2 separate regions of the Homo sapiens genome follow, and region 2 is linked to region 1. A link is a loop called in an ENCODE intact Hi-C map of the cell type or tissue named here. Cell type or tissue: dorsolateral prefrontal cortex. All regions are shown on one strand. Each heading gives the region's core, and the rest is flanking DNA. Links, peaks and the distances in the headings are about the cores only.

Evidence for each region. Peaks named below come from ENCODE experiments on the same cell type or tissue, not always from the same donor. Only the 100,000 strongest peaks of a DNase experiment are listed, where the experiment ranks them.
Region 2: a loop joins it to region 1, with 2.3 times the contacts of the local background. A loop is called at or near these places in 1 of 110 quality-filtered maps.

The regions. Positions count from the first base shown.
Region 1 is chr3:147,389,288-147,396,981 of GRCh38, forward strand. It overlaps ZIC4 (Zic family zinc finger 4), which reads right to left. Exons shown (of 5, transcript NM_032153.6): 3 at 6,565-7,182; 4 at 1,644-1,959. Among named protein-coding and RNA genes, the nearest start is that of ZIC4-AS1, 6.3 kb to the left of the region's middle. RefSeq lists enhancers at 1,190-1,706, 1,707-2,221, 4,091-4,592, 6,442-7,179. In dorsolateral prefrontal cortex, for the core only: CTCF peaks have their summits at 3,055 and 4,051; DNase peaks (open chromatin) are centred at 3,094 and 4,114; H3K4me3 peaks cover 4,876 bases; H3K27ac peaks cover 5,000 bases; H3K27me3 peaks cover 5,000 bases.
Region 2 is chr3:147,510,860-147,518,553 of GRCh38, forward strand. No RefSeq gene overlaps it. Among named protein-coding and RNA genes, the nearest start is that of ZIC1, 110 kb to the left of the region's middle. In dorsolateral prefrontal cortex, for the core only: no CTCF peak of the experiment used is centred there; no DNase peak of the experiment used is centred there.

The sequences.
Region 1 (7,694 bases), core at 1,031-6,030:
GGGGCTGCGGGCAGGAGTGCTAATTGTCTAATTGCGTCTGAAGAGGATAGAGCAGAAGAAAATTCATCAGTGGCAGGGCCAGGAATTGTTTGCTGGGCTCAGATTTTAAAATTGAGGTCTTTTGTGGGGCCCTCCCCAGAGAGAAAACCTACCTCCCTCCCCAATACACACACACTGATTTTCAAATTCTTAGGGAACTGAGATGAGTCTGCCAAAGCTTTATTATTTTATTTTCCTTTACTTCTTCAAGTCTTAGCTAGGATTTTGGGGCAGCCGCATTCTCCCTGCAGATGGGGGGAGGGGGGAAAAAGGACCTGATTTTTTTCCCTTTGGCCGCAATTGCAAAGGCCTTTCTCGCCCCCTCCTTCAACATCTGGTTCTTTTTTTCTGGGGACTTCATACGCAGCATATCAAATACACATTCAATCTAGACCCACTGGGTGTTTGCCTTTACAATATTTATTATTGTGGATCATTTCTCTAGTTCCTCCTACACCTTTTTAAAAATAAGACGAACATTGTGCAATTACTAACAAAGACCATCACCGAATTGACGCAATTCACCCAGACACGGCCGCCTAGGTCAGGTCTCTCCACTTTAGAGGCTTCGACTCAGTGACGTCATCAGCTCGCTCTACACCCGGAGCCCAAGCACCTACAAGACTACACAGGCAACGCCTCTACAGGGGTTGGGGTGGGAAAAAGGCCCGGGGAGGCCTCACAGCATTGAATCCTGAAGCCTCTCTGGTGTTCCTTTGTCTGTATTTCTTGTTGTTTTGAATTCACTCCCTACTCCAAGTATACAATGTATATTGAGTCTGTGGACGACAGGCAGATGTTTATCTGTGTGCCCAGGCCACTCCATAGGGGTGGAAGCGTCTAACCACCACCCACCCACCCCCTGCTGAAAAGACGATGAATCTCCCTTACCTCCTTTATAGAGGAGGTTGGAAAAATTAGGACTTGTGTGTTTTTTGTTTCAAAGGATACCTAGGGAAGGGGAAACCATAGGAAGGCAAAGAGGAAAGAAACTGGAGTCAAGAAAACGGCTCTGGAATTCCCTTTGCCCCCTTCCCTTGATCTGAACTTCTGAGGTTGGAATTAATGTGGGGGAGGGGAGGGTTAGAGTGGGGGTGGGAGCGGCCCAGTCCTCGAGAAAAATATTTCCCATTCTGCGAAGCATGCGGGAAATCTGTGGCTTTACTTTTGTCATCTGCAGTTGACAGGATTGCACATAAATTCTCCAACTTTTTTTTCCATCTCCCTGTCTCTTTTCGCCCCTAACCCTGGTTTTATGATACCCAGTCATGAAGGCGCGTGTGGGGGTGATGGTGCTGATTGTGACTACAGAATAAATAGGGGGACCATATTTATCTTCTAAAATAATGGACATTATATTAGCGTATTCAGTGAGCTCCAGCAACTATTACAGGTGGCCGGCCGGCCTTCCTTCCTTCCGCCCTCGCCCTCTTCATGCCTCAGAAACGTGGCCTACTCTGCATTCGGTGTGTGCGGAAGCAGCAATCACAGAGGCAGCCCTAATACCGGAGGCGGCGGCGGCAGCAGCAGGGCCAGGTGGTAGCTCGGGGCTGAGGATCGCGGCGGGGGCAGCCGCTATGGGGCCCAAGCCCTGACACACGTACCATTCGCTCAAGTCGGCGGTACGCGCCGCCACCGCCGCCGAGGAGGCCACCTGGGACTTGTGGCCGCAGTCCGACGAGGGCGACACGAGGGCAGACGGTGTAGCCGAATCGTAGCCAGAGCTGGGCGGCGGCGAGCGCCCGTGCACCTTCATGTGCTTACGCAGCGAGCTGGGGTGCGTGTAGCACTTGTCGCAGCCCCGCACCTTGCACGTGTATGGCTTGTCGCTAGTGTGCACGTGCGAATGCTTCTTACGGTCGCTGCTGTTGGCGAAGCGCCGCTCGCAGCCCTCGAACTCGCATCTGAAGGGCTTCTCGCCTGGCGGAGGCAACGCAGAGACATTAGTGCTTGTGGGTCGTGTTCCCGTCAGGTGCTTGCCACCCTCCCCCATTCGTCTCTCATTTTCTGGAAAAGAACTACAAAATATTTTCAGAAATCCCTTTCCACGGCGCCTCAGGTCGAGCACCCCTTTCCCTCGTGCAGAGAGCGCCCCCGGTGCCCTCTCTTGAACGCCTCCATCCCTCCCGCCTTCCTCCTCTGGGCTCATGGGGAGGGTATGGAGGAGGAGCGACAGTGACTCCATCTTAGTCGAGTTTCCATCCTCGAAAATCCTGATCCACTCGGGTTGTTTCCTCCAAATTTTCTCCACTTGGAACCAGAAGCACCTCTGCTCGGAAATACATTAACGGAGGAGCTCACAATATAGTTAACGGGGAAGCTCACATCTGCTCGATTTAAAGTTGCTGTTTCAGACTAACTTCTCTGCCGCTACCCCGCCCAGCCGTTCATCCCCCCCACCCACCCCCATCCTGGCCCAAATTGTTTCCTAAAGTAGGTTTTGCGCAAACGCCAAAGCGATGAAATAATTTAAGGATGCGCAGCCGATGCACATTGTGTGTGCATAAAGTGGATTCGTGCTGCAGGGAGAGGTATTCTGAGCAATGATTCACTTCAGAAGAGATTTTTACAGGAATGGAGCCCCCTCCCTCTTTCCTTCTACCCCCTGAGGGCAAACATTTAGCAGCATTCTTCAAATCTTGCCTAAACCTTCCGGGATCCCTCCAGATACGCTCGCCAGTAATAATATTTCATTACGCTGCTCCAGAGGCTTCCTGGAGACCGTGCTGTGGGCAGCTGGCCCTCCCAGTCCGCACTGACTTGCGATGTCGACCGGTCTGCCCAGACCACCCCCACCTGGCTGTCGGGCCTCTCGGTCCTAAGACGAGGGGTTGGCGCGGTAGGGTCCGCACAGGCCAAATGGGATCCGAGGTGTCTACCGCAACCACGCCCTTGAGCGCTGCGGCTTCGGGAAGAAAACAGCTGCTGCTGTCAGGCCAGGCCTGGCTCCGCAGCCCGGAGGGCCACCAGGCGGCTGGCATAGGCCGGGGAGGGGCTGGGATCGGTGGCTGCGATGCCCTGTAGAGCCGAGGGAAGGCGCGAGTGCACGTTAGAGTGACAATATTGGCCGGACCGAGCCCCAATCGGGGAGCTCACGGCCAGCTGAATTCGCTGACGTGTAGGAGAGGAAAGGACCCCGAGAACCCGGAAGCCTAGATTCCTGCCGGAGCTGCAAGTGCTGCGGAAATGGGGGAAGAAGGTTTCTGGGCGCTTTAAACAAATGGCTGCCTCCCAGCGCTCTGAGTTAAGGGACCGGCTACCTAGCGTCTAGCTGAGGAGGAAGACGCGCAGCTGGAGAACTGTTGCCTTTGTAGTTGCTTCTCCCGCCGCATCCAGGAAAAACAGGCGCTTTGGGGCTGGTTAGAACAAACAAAGCCCCAATTCCCGAGCCCTGTTGAGGCTCGGACAGAGAGGTTTGCGCACAACCTGCGCTTCTGCGCAATCAGCGGCTCCTGAGCCCGGGTCTCCGGCACCACCTGGTCGCTGGATTCCCACCCTACAGGAGCACAGCTAGTACACTGAACAGTCTGGAAGGTGTTGGCACCTGCCATTTCGCGGGACACTGGCACCATTTTATAAAACAGTGATAGAAAGATGCGGAATAAATCAGTGTTCCTATTTGCCCCCATTTTTATCTCCTCTGATTCCTGCCAGCATTTGCAAACCCAAAACTTTCTTCCTTCTTCTCTTTCAAAAAAAAAAAAAAAATTACAAAAAACATACAATTCAGGGCCTGCAAAAGAACCAAGGTTATTTTGAGAAAACAGAGGTGAAATGGAATTAGAATTTGGTGCCCCTCCCCAACAACCCCCACCCCCAACAAAAATCCCGCCAAACGCTTATCCGATCTCGTGAGCGCCTCACTGGACATTCACGTAAAACAAAAACAATTATTTCGCTCCAGACGAGGAGCAGAGGAGAAAACAGCAGTGCACTGAGTGATACCGGCAGCCGGGAAGTTCGCAGGCCCCTAGGAGGCCAGGTGAGGCCGCGCCCCAGCTTGCTCCGGAGCTGCAGGAGGCGCCCTGGTCTCTGCGCTTGACATCACCCCCGCCCCCCGCCAACACCCGGCCTCCAGTCCTTCCCCCTCCCTCCAGCTCCCTGCACTGCGCCCTGGGTGGGTGGGTGAATGTGAAGAGGCGGCGTTGGGCTAGGCCCCTGCAGCCCGCTCGGAGCGTCCTAGGCCCGGGGCTGCGCTGTGAAAGACCCAGATTCTCATCCCAGAGGCCCAGCAGTCCTGAAAGGCCTCCTCTCCGACCCTGAGCCGGGTCCGCCGAACAAAGTTCGGAAGCTCGGGCTAGCTGGGCCAGCGCCATTTTCTCGCACTTGTGGCTGGATCTGGTTGTCCCGGCGACTGCGCCCCGGCGCGGTCTCTTTTCCTCTACCTCGGATCCCCAGCACTGACTCGCCCTCAGACGCCGGGGAAGGTGTGGTGAGCTCCCGGCCCCGGCCGAGGGGTCCCTGGAGAGGAGCTGGGTGGCGGTGGCCAGGCCGAGCGCGGTTGCTGGCCCGCGCCTCCCTCCCCGAGGCACCATTGTTCCGGGATCGCTGTGACCGCCACAAAGTGAATCCTTTCGGTGCGGACAGTCGCCTTCAAAGCCAGGCCCCGGATTCAGGTCAGGGAGAATCTCAGCTCCTGAGAAATTTGCTCCTGTTTGCCGCTTCTGCTACTCGAGGAAATGAAACGCCATTAATATTTGAAAAGGCAATTATTTTCCTGTTGAATCGAGAACTGTCTTCATGAATAATTTGTAGTGAGGTCTATTGCCATTTGAGAAATATTTTTTTTCCCTCTCTCTCTCTCTCTCTCTCTCTCACTCTCTCTCTCTTCTTTTTATGACTAGGAGGGGGATTTGAGGGAAATGCCCGAGCAGGCCAGACTCTGTAGTTCGTTGTTGGTCGTGTTTGTTTGTTTGTTTGTTTTTGTTTGTTGTTTCCCCCACCCCCCACCGCTAATGAATCAGGACCGCGAACCGAAAGAACGCACAAAATTCTGTCCTGAAAACACGAAAACCTGAGCCAGCCGTGGCGCACTGAACTTGCTTCTCTGCTGTAGGTCGACTGTGCTAAGAATTTAACCATTTTCTGCTTCACAGAATTCAAACAGTGGGCCGGCAAAGAGCTGTAAAAGTTTGTTTGTTTAAAAAAAAAAAAAAAAAAACCCTGTCATTAAAGATGAGTTCCTTCTCCAGCTCAGGACTGCGAGTCTACCTTCCGGGTGTCCGCCGCCAGCTCCCGGAGTAGCAGGCCTGGGGCCAGGATTCCAGTGTGACCTACCGCCCCTTCCCGAAGCTAAAACCTCTGGTGAGGGGGTGAGATCCATGCGACATTGTGGGAAACCCTGAAAAGAACTCAGGGAAACCGTACACTTCCAGACAAGCTTTAGAAATAAAGTGCCAGGCTCCAAGTGGACTTTGGTCTGGTCTCCGCATGTGCCAGTGTCCGGGCCATGGACCTTCCCCGGGAAGGGAGAGTTTGGGGAGAAGATAGGCGTTAGAACAACTAGCCTTAGGAAGTTCTTTGACTCCAACAATTGTCGATGTTCCAGCAAGAATAGGGGCGAGTAAGGCAAGGCACCGGGCAGTAGGAGAAGTGGGGCACCAAGCTGGAATTCATTTTATTTTCTCCTGTCCCCACCAGTCCCCTTCTCCCGCCCCCAAAATGGGGGAGGGGAGAAGATGTTGATTTCTTAAACTTCCAGGGAGGAGGAGCGAGAAAACCCTAACTAAGGAGAGTACAAACAATGGCTGCTAAACTAATTAATGTAACTTCACAGGCTGTTCTGGAAGTGTGAAAACTTTCTCCTTGCAGTTGTATTAATTAGAGATGCTCTGGCCAGAGGAGTTCAATTTTGCAGGCTCTTGAACGATACTCCTTTTTTTCTGTTAACTAGAAGTAGCAGATGTAGTTGACACATGTCCCCATTTCCCTTAGCAGCTTGGTAAATGATATTTAAGGTGGATAGGTCTGTGCTAAAGCGAAAGTGAGGGTCCACCAAACATCCCTAGTGTCCGGCCACCAAGGCTCAAAAATACGTACAAAGTTAGCCCATTCGACCCCCAACTCCTAAAGAAGGCTCCAGGGCCTGGTAACCTCTCAGTCCAGGTGGGCCAGGTTATCAGGACTACAGGTGGAAGAGTTCTGCTGCGCAATTCCAAAGGGACAAGGAAAAAAGTTAGACAGCTGTTCTTATGTCTTTACGACTTTGGGGAACAATGCTGTTTTAAAATATCTTAAAATCAAACTCTTAAGCAGAGAGCACATGTTTGCACACACAGGGTCTTAGGCACGTTCACCCTTGTCCCCCCCAGAACAGAAATCCCGCACTATCCTCCCTACACACAGCCTCCGGAAACTTCTGTGATTCTAAGAATAGAAGCGCATAATTAATATTTTATGGCCTTGGCTCATGGAAACAACCCCAAAATATTTCCCCCTCCCCTCAGTTGGGACTTGAGGAAATCCAGACCCGAGGGCCTGCTTCCCCAGAGGGTCCGCACGCGACAGACAGCGCCGAATACTGACCTGTGTGAGTTCGTTTGTGTATTTTGAGATTTTCTGATCTAGCAAAGACCTTCCCACACCCCGGGAAAGGACAAGGGAAGGGCTTCTCGCCCGTGTGCACGCGGATGTGATTTACAAGTTTGTATTTGGCTTTGAAGGGCTTTCCCTGGCGCGGACACTCCTCCCAGAAGCAAATGTGGTTGGCCTGTTCCGGGCCGCCGACGTGCTCCACGGTGACGTGCGTGACCAGCTCGTGCATGGTGCTGAAAGTTTTGGAGCAGAGGCTCGGGGTCGCGGTGCCGTCGGCCGCCAGCCACTTGCAGATGAGCTCCTGTTTGATGGGCTGGCGCATGTAGCGGAAGAAAGCGCCAGGACCGTGGGGCGCAGCGAGGTTCACCGTCAGGTTCATGCCCCCGTAGCCATGCAGGGCTGCGGCAGCTGCCAGGGCGTCGCTGCGGGCCGCAGGCCCTGGCGGGAAGGGCTCCGGCCGCGCGTACATGTCTCCAGGGAGCCCCAGACGCAGGAGTCCATTCAAAGGACGGCTGGGGGAGGCCTGGGGAGGCTCCTCGTGGAGGCCCGGGAACACCGAGGGGCTGGAGGCGGCGGTGAGCTGGGGGCCATGGTGTCCAGAGCTGCTACCTGTTGTCGAAACAAATAGCGCGCATGAGAACGGGTGGCGTGGGCTGCGCGCTCTTCCCTGGGCCCCGGGGGGCAGGCCCAGCCCTGCCGCACTACGGCCTCTGCAGTCAGCCGTGGAACTCAGAGCCAGACAGCGCCAGCAGTGAACCCGGTGGACAGAGCAAGGCCAAACACCTCCGCCGCCATTGGGCCGAATTGCTGTTGGGCCAAGTCCCCCGCCGCGCCATGAGCTAGAGAGGGATGGTAGCGGCAGAGTAGATGTAAGGGGTAATGGAAGGCGCAGGGCTGAGTCTGTGGGTTGCTGGGGGTTCTGCTCCAGAGGGGTAGGAGCTGAGCCCCAAGCGCACTTTGGCGGCTAACACCCCGGGGCTCTCCGGGGCACGATGCCCTGCGGGGAGTGGAGGTGACAGAAATGATGATGTTGGAGGTGGTGGTGGTTCTGAAGCGCCCCAGCCATATATATTTTCAGTGCCCCGCTTGGCTAGGAGAGGGCGGCCGGCTGCTTGCCGACC
Region 2 (7,694 bases), core at 1,502-6,501, 120 kb after region 1:
CTGTGTTTTCTAATATTTGATCATCAAATCATTTTCTTAAGACGTTATTGTTAGGAATATATTTTGGAAAGTACTGGGTTGGAAGATCACTATGTTTTCTTGTCTTCATTTTTTAAATTAGGGAAAACAAAATTCATACAAATTCTAAGATGGCATATGAGTTTAGAATTTTCCACCACATATTCACCTTGTTTGATCAATTCTATTGGGGGCATTCTTGTATAGCTACCTTACAATGCAATTTCTAATGATAAGAGATTGTGGCTCCTGGCTTTTCTCTTTCTTCCTTCTAGCATTTTAAAAGTGTGGTTATCCCATATGTTAGGTCCAGAAAAATGTTGTGTTTTCCTCTGAGAATATCTGATCTTGATAATGGAGAACTAGACCAAAGTGGCATCTGGGATTTTTAAAAAAACTTTATTATACTTTAAGCTCTGGGGTACATGTGCAGAACATGCAGGTTTGTTACATAGGTATACACGTGCCATGGTGATTTGCTGCACTCATTAACCTGTCATCTATATTAGGTATTTCTCCTAATGCTATCCCTCCCCCTGTCTCCCACCCCTGGACAGGCCCTGGTGTGTGATGTTCCCCTCCCTGTGTCCATGTGTTCTCATTGTTCAACTTCCACTTATGAGTGAGAACATGCAGTGTTTGGTTTTCTGTTCTTGTGTTAGTTTGCCGAGAATGATGGTTTCCAACTTTACCCATGTCCCTGCAAAGGACATAAAATCATCTTTTTTTATGGGCATCTGAGATTTAAAGCATGAAGACAAAGAGAAGACACTCTAAATGAGTCAATTTCCACAAGAACTATCTTGGAACTTTGAAATACAATTTTAGAGACAGAATTTTAGAGACATCAATAAAATTGAGTCTGTAGTAAGTGATAATTATTATCATGTGTTCTATTCATCGTGTCCCAGGAAGTAGGGAAACAATAGAAAAAGAAAATCTCAGTTGAGAATTATGTTTTTGTTCTTTGTTGTTTTTGTTTTTCAACATTGATGCTACTGTCATTTTGGACCAGATAATTCTTTGTTGTGAAGGACTGTCCTGTGCACTGTAGTGTTTAGCCACATCCCTAGCCTGTACCCTCACCAGTATGGGGGCAAAACCACCCTGCATTGAGAATTATTGATCTAATCCTTTCCTATAATATTTTCTCCCTTTGGCACTCAAAGATGAGTATAGAAAATTCAAGGGCATTGTATTATGTATGTTCATGTGATTATACAATAAAACTACAAATAATTTCAGGAAGAATAACAATTGTGTAGTGGGTTTTTAAAATCATTTTTCTGAGTCTCAGTCTAGAAGTATGGGATCACTTTCTAATCTCCTATTAGCTGACCTAGCTGACTTACTTTTTTATCCTTGTGCCCTGACTGATTGTCATTTCTATTTAAAAGGATATTAGCAAAACTTTCACTTTTGCCTTAAAATGTTTAAGAAGAAAATTATTAAAACCGTGATTTAGAATTTCTCCTGGTTGGTATAATCTTTCAGGTATCAACAAACACTATTTTTTTAAATAAAACAAGTAGTTGCCAAATACGTTGTTTAAAACTATAAGCTAAATTGAAGGGGATGGCATACAATCCCCCATCTATTTATATTTTGACATTCTGTTGGGCTATACATTTTACACTTATCTCTCTCTCTCTGTCTCTTTCTCTCTCTCTCTCTCAATAGTTTCTTTTTATTTAAAAAATATTTGAGACTGTTACAAAACTAGGAATGAGGCAGTTTCTGATAGGTTAGAAAACATTGTCTGAAAATAAGCTGCTTGTTTACTGGTGCAATCAAGAGTAAAAATGTGAATTACAAGATTGTTATTTTAATTTTTTTTCCATTTTTAGTCTCCAGGACTGAATATTCACTTCTAGAAAGGAACATGGTAAAAATTTAAAATTTGTATCAACTTCTACTAGATTTGAGTAACTCCTTAAAGGGGAAAATAAATAAATAAATAAAAAGATAAAGCTTGTTTATTCTGATAACCAATTAGATTGTCAAAGCATAATCCATGATGTACTTGGAATAATTTAACATTCTGACATAATATCTTCTCTACAAGAAATGTCCAAATACATGTTTTCTAATTTAAAATACTCTAATTACAGAATAGGTAGAAGTGTGAGCCCTAAAGAAATCTATATCTTAGTTTAATAGCCAGAATATTATTTTCTTTTTGTTTTCCAAAGTTTTTTTTTGTGTACAGAGTTTAATATGAAATACATTCACCACCCAGTGTTCTTAGTGCTTATAATAGTATTGAATAATAAAAAGCTTAAAGTCCATTTTAAAATTTTACATATGATTACATTTAAGTTAATCTTCTTTATTTGTTTTCGTTTTATAAAAAGGTACTCTGCTACTTCTGTCAGATTACATTAGAGGATTTAGGTGACATTCTTGTACCAGGGAAACTACAAACACTTCTACAGGCTATGTATTTATATAGCCACAATAGGCATAATCCTATTTTTATGAAGAACAAACATAATTGACTTAAAATAAAAATACCTTCCTGAAATCACCTATTCTATTCCATTTTGTCCAATTTTTAAAAAATATCCTAAAAGCTTGATTCAAAAATTTAAATCAGATAAATAAGCACAATCCCTTGCCAAAGGTCAAAAAGATTGCCGTAAAAATCCAAACAGAATATCAATTGGGACCTGACAAAGCAAAAGAAGTAGACGATTCAAATGAATTTCTTTTTGAATACACATTTGCTCATCTTTGCTCAAGGGTCAAAAACTGAGAATTATTCTGGAATAGAAATGGTGACTATATGACCTGTTGTTTAAAGTGTGTTTCTAAACTGGCTTATAATTACCAAATTAATCTTGGAATATATTAAAAACCTATTTGCACAAACTATGTACAAGTGAAAAAGGGAGCAGAGCACTTTACCTGTATTGATACAAAGGACTGCATAACAAGTATTTGTTTTTGTAGCTATTGTGGCTTTGGGAACAAATAAATAAAAACAGCGGGAAACACAAATATGGAGTCAGTGCAACTGGAGGTTGTCAGGGAGCAGTATGGTGGCTTTAGGAGCTGAATTCTGCTTGAAATAAGCTTTGTCTCAGTATGCGTAAGAGGCTTTGGCGCTCTATCAGACCTCTAGGGCAACCGCTCAGCAGGACAGGGATTAACCGGTGGTTTACTATAGTCTGTGCTTCCCAATTCATAGTAAACTTGCCTCCTTGTCATACTCTTACATTAACTCACTAGGTACTAACTTTTCCATCTATCTATCTATATATTTTTTTTCTAGGAATTTAGACCTTTTGGCAAAAATAGAGTAGCAGATGTTAATTCAGAATCTAAAAAGTAAGTTAATAAACATAATTGAGAAGACACCAAACGTTTGACATCTATAGATAGCAAAAAAGAATAACGATGGGTAATTTTGCAAGCCGAGTTATTCCCATTTTCTGAAATTGATGTTTCCTTTTTATCGGTGGCCCTACCGAAAATGTCCTAAGCACAAATTGCTGTATTTTAATATAACTGCTATTCACTCAAAGTTCCAAATATATTTCTATTCTAACAATGCGATGCTTTTTCTTTTCTTTTCTTTTCTTTTCTTTCTTGAGGCTTGACAGGGTTAATTCCATTTAGCTGTGGGAAGACTATGCTGTGGTGGAAACCCCATGGTTATTCCAAGCGCATGACCATCAAAGAGCCAGATTAGCTGAACGAGGAGCGAAAGGAAACTGTGCACTTCCTGTCTCTTAATAAAGCTAAGATTACAGAAGTATTTAATAACCATTGTGGGTTTTAATAGGAAATTGTAAGAACACTTTTGGTAATTCACTCAATCTATAGTTACCCTTGAAGACTGTTTTTGTTTAAGCTAGTTTAAATATCTAAAAAGTGTTGTAAAATCAGGATCGTATTACGCATAGGACTGCTAAGTAATCAACTATAAAGACATTAGAAGTTCTTTTTGGATATCTCATTTGCATGGAGAAGAGTGAGTTGCACCACGGCTAACGAAAACAACAGCAATTGTTTTATAAGCATTGTGAAGGCAATAAAATGTGGATTCCTTATGTAGGTCCAAATGTAGCAGCTGGATTTGGCTTTATGAACCATGAAAAATAGTTCCCATCTGGAAGTTGATGTTGAGTAAAGATGCAACAGTAAGACAGCATTTTACATGAAACATTTTATACATGTCTAGCCCAATCATTGGTACTTTCTGGTTCTAAAAGGAAAATAATAATTGAGGGTCAGTGTGTTTAATATTAAATACCCAAAGTGTTCTTAATCCTAGTGTGGGTACTTATTTTGTGCATTGAAAACCAGCTAGGCAACACAAAATTATTTTTAAATTTTATTAATAAATAATTAGCACTGAGTAGTAATTATACAATTACAGACATAGTTACTCATAGTTACTTATTCTCAAGTTAAACATTCCATTGGTAATGGTGATAAATTATTTACTGAAAGACATATGCTAACATGTGCAATACACTTTGTCATTATGCAGCATATTACAAAATATTAATTTTTTCTTTGTATTCTTTATCACGCCTCCCATATAACAAATATTTCACATGTAATGAATGAAGTTACATATGAACTAGTCCTTCTGAGGTTATTTTACTATCACCCTGCTTACAGGGAGGCATATACTCAAATACGAAATAAACATATATCTGTAAATCTAATTTTAGAAGATTTAGATAACGCTTTTCAACATATTTCAATCTCTCCCTGAATGTATTATGTAAATTGGTGAAAATTATTGTGTAGTGCCAACTTTTTTAGTATATGTTTTGCATTTAGCAAGAGAAGACATAATTTGCCCCCCTTTTGCAATTCTGGCCATATTAAAATTGAGAGGTTGAGCAGGTAATAAGAAGGTTGACAGTATTTATAGGCTGTAATGGACATTGCATCACTTGATAAAGGTTGATCCAAGTTTTAAAGATTTAAACTCAAAAAAGCTATTGTTTAGGTTTATGCACATTGGTGTGTTATTTAAAACAGACAAAGATTTTAAGTTACTGGTCTTAGTTCTTTTCTTTTTTAAAAAACTTTAATTTTGAGTTACTAAATAATTACAGATAAAACAAAGCCAGCTTTAGTATATCTGCAAATAAAAAAATTCTTTGTAGTATATTTTGAGGTACAGTGAAAATGAAATAAAGTAAGAAAGGATAGAGGCAAAATAAAAAGTATAAATCTATTAAAATTTATTATAATGACACCATTTATTAGATAATTTTTTTCTAAACTTTCGTTTTTTTCTTAAACACTTATTTCTAAATTTATCTGTCAGCAAGGAAGCTCAGATATTGAATTGTTATTATGTTTTAAAGTAATTTTTCTTCATGTGAAAATTCCACATTATGATTACCTTATTCAAATATTTCATGTTTTCGCACTTGTTGTCTATCAGAATGAGTTGAGGGTGGAGAAGATAAAAAGTACCTCTATTTATCTATTAATTTAATTAATTTATTTATTTTGAGACGGAGTCTCGCTCTGTCACCAGGTTGGAGTGCAGTGGTGAGATCTCAGTTCACTACAACCTTCACCTCCCTGGTTGAAGTAATTCTCCTGCCTCAGCCTCCCGAGTAGCTGGGAGTACAGGCGCCTGCCACTGCACCCTGCTAATTTTTGTATTTTTAGTAGAGACGGGGTTTCACCATGTTTGCCAGGCTGGTCTCGATTTCTTGACCTCTTGATCCGTCCGCCTCCGCCTTCCAAAGTGCTGGGATTACAGGCGTAAGCCACCGCGCCCGGCCGATGAAAAGTCTTTAGTATAGTGCGTAGTCTATAAAGGCTCAATAAGTAGTAGCAATTAAGACCGAATAATGAAGAATCTTTCTTTTGTAGTATAATTTTGTTTAGGATGTTTATTGTTAATTATTATAAGAACAACAATGTTCAGAAAGTTAAAGAAATTTTAAAAAACCCAAACTAGATTAATAATTGGGATGTGTAATGTGTATTATGAATTCTATCTATGTAAGGATAAAAAAACAAACTACCAGAGACTTTATACTATGTTTTATTTTGATAACTATTCAAAACACTGATTTGTTAGGTTGATTTTCAGCTTTTTGCTAAACAGAAAGCTTTACAGCTTAAAATTTGTAGAATACAAAATTGGATATCAGACTCCTTAAAATTGTATGATTAAAATATGAGGGATGAATGAATATCAGTAGAAAAATATTCTTGGTTTTCAAATATAATTACGAATAAATTCTTTTTAAAAATGGAAAGAGAAAAATTCCTTCCCCATTTGTTTTCTTGTTTTTTAAAATTTTACTTTCCAGAATTTTATTACCTAAGCCTCTGCAGAGGTGGGCCAAATGTTTCATACTCAGTCTTTTCTCTCTAAACCAACCTTGAAGATGCAGCTAATATTGTACTATTCCATAAATAATACCATTTACTAATTCTTCCCCTACAAATCCTCTCATCTTTGGACTTGGAGAACTGGGATTACCTTAGAAATTCACTGAGTAATCATTCATATATGTATATATATACATACATACATACATATATGTGACATATGTGTAGTTTTATATTTGTATTTATGGTCTTCTACTCCTTAGATAATCCATACAAGTATAATTGGCATCTCTAAGTACATTATACCTTTCTTAAAACCAAGCACTATATTTTAACAATTCGATAGCTCATAACTCATAACTTTGTACATGATGGGCAGACAACAAATATCTGTTGATTCTATATCCTTTTGTTTTGTTTTGTTTTGTTTTTTTGAGACAGAGTTTCGCTGTTGTTGCCCAGGCTGGAGTGCAATGGCAAGATCTCGTCTCACTGCAGCCTCCGCCTCCCGGGTTCAAGCGATTCTCCTGCCTCAGCCTCCCGAGTAGCTGGGATTATAGGCATGTGCCACCACGCCCGGCTAATTTTGTATTTTTAGTAGAGACGGGATTTCTCCATGTTGGTCAGACTGGTCTCAAACTCCCGGCCTCAGGTGATCCGCCCATCTCGCCTCCCAAAGTGCTGGGATTACAGGTGTGAGCCACCGCGCCTGGCTCTATATCCTTGATGAAACATTGCATCAGTGATTTTTCCTCTTGATGGACATTTGGCAATGTTTGGAAACATTTTTGGTTTACACAATACTGGATGGAGTGGGGGCATTGAGGGTGGTGTTACTGGCATCGGGGGAAGAGGCCAGGGTTGCTACTAAACATTCTACAATGCACAGGACACTTGTTTCCTTGCTGTACTCTTATGCGACCTCACTAGTGTTTTAATTTTGAATCTTTACAATGGATAGTGCACCTTCAATGATTAGGAGAGACACAAGATGGAAATTTAGATTTCGTTACTTACAGGTCCTGGGCGGCACACAGCACACTTGGAAGACACACACACACACACACACACACACACACACACACACACACACACGAGAGAGAGAGAGAGAGAGAAAGAGAGAGAGAGAGATTAGGGAGTGTGTGGAGAGACAGAGAAACCTGTGGGCCTACACCTTTATTGGGTCCGGGGCATTATCCAAACAGGTTTTCCACAGGGAGTTTTAATTGATAGGTTTGAAACAAGGAGGTACAAGTTTCAGGAGGTTCTGCCGTGACTGAAAAGCAGTCTCTATGGCATTTCTGCGTAGTCCATGCGGGGTGTGAGAATCAGCGGGACCACTCATGTAGGCTGCA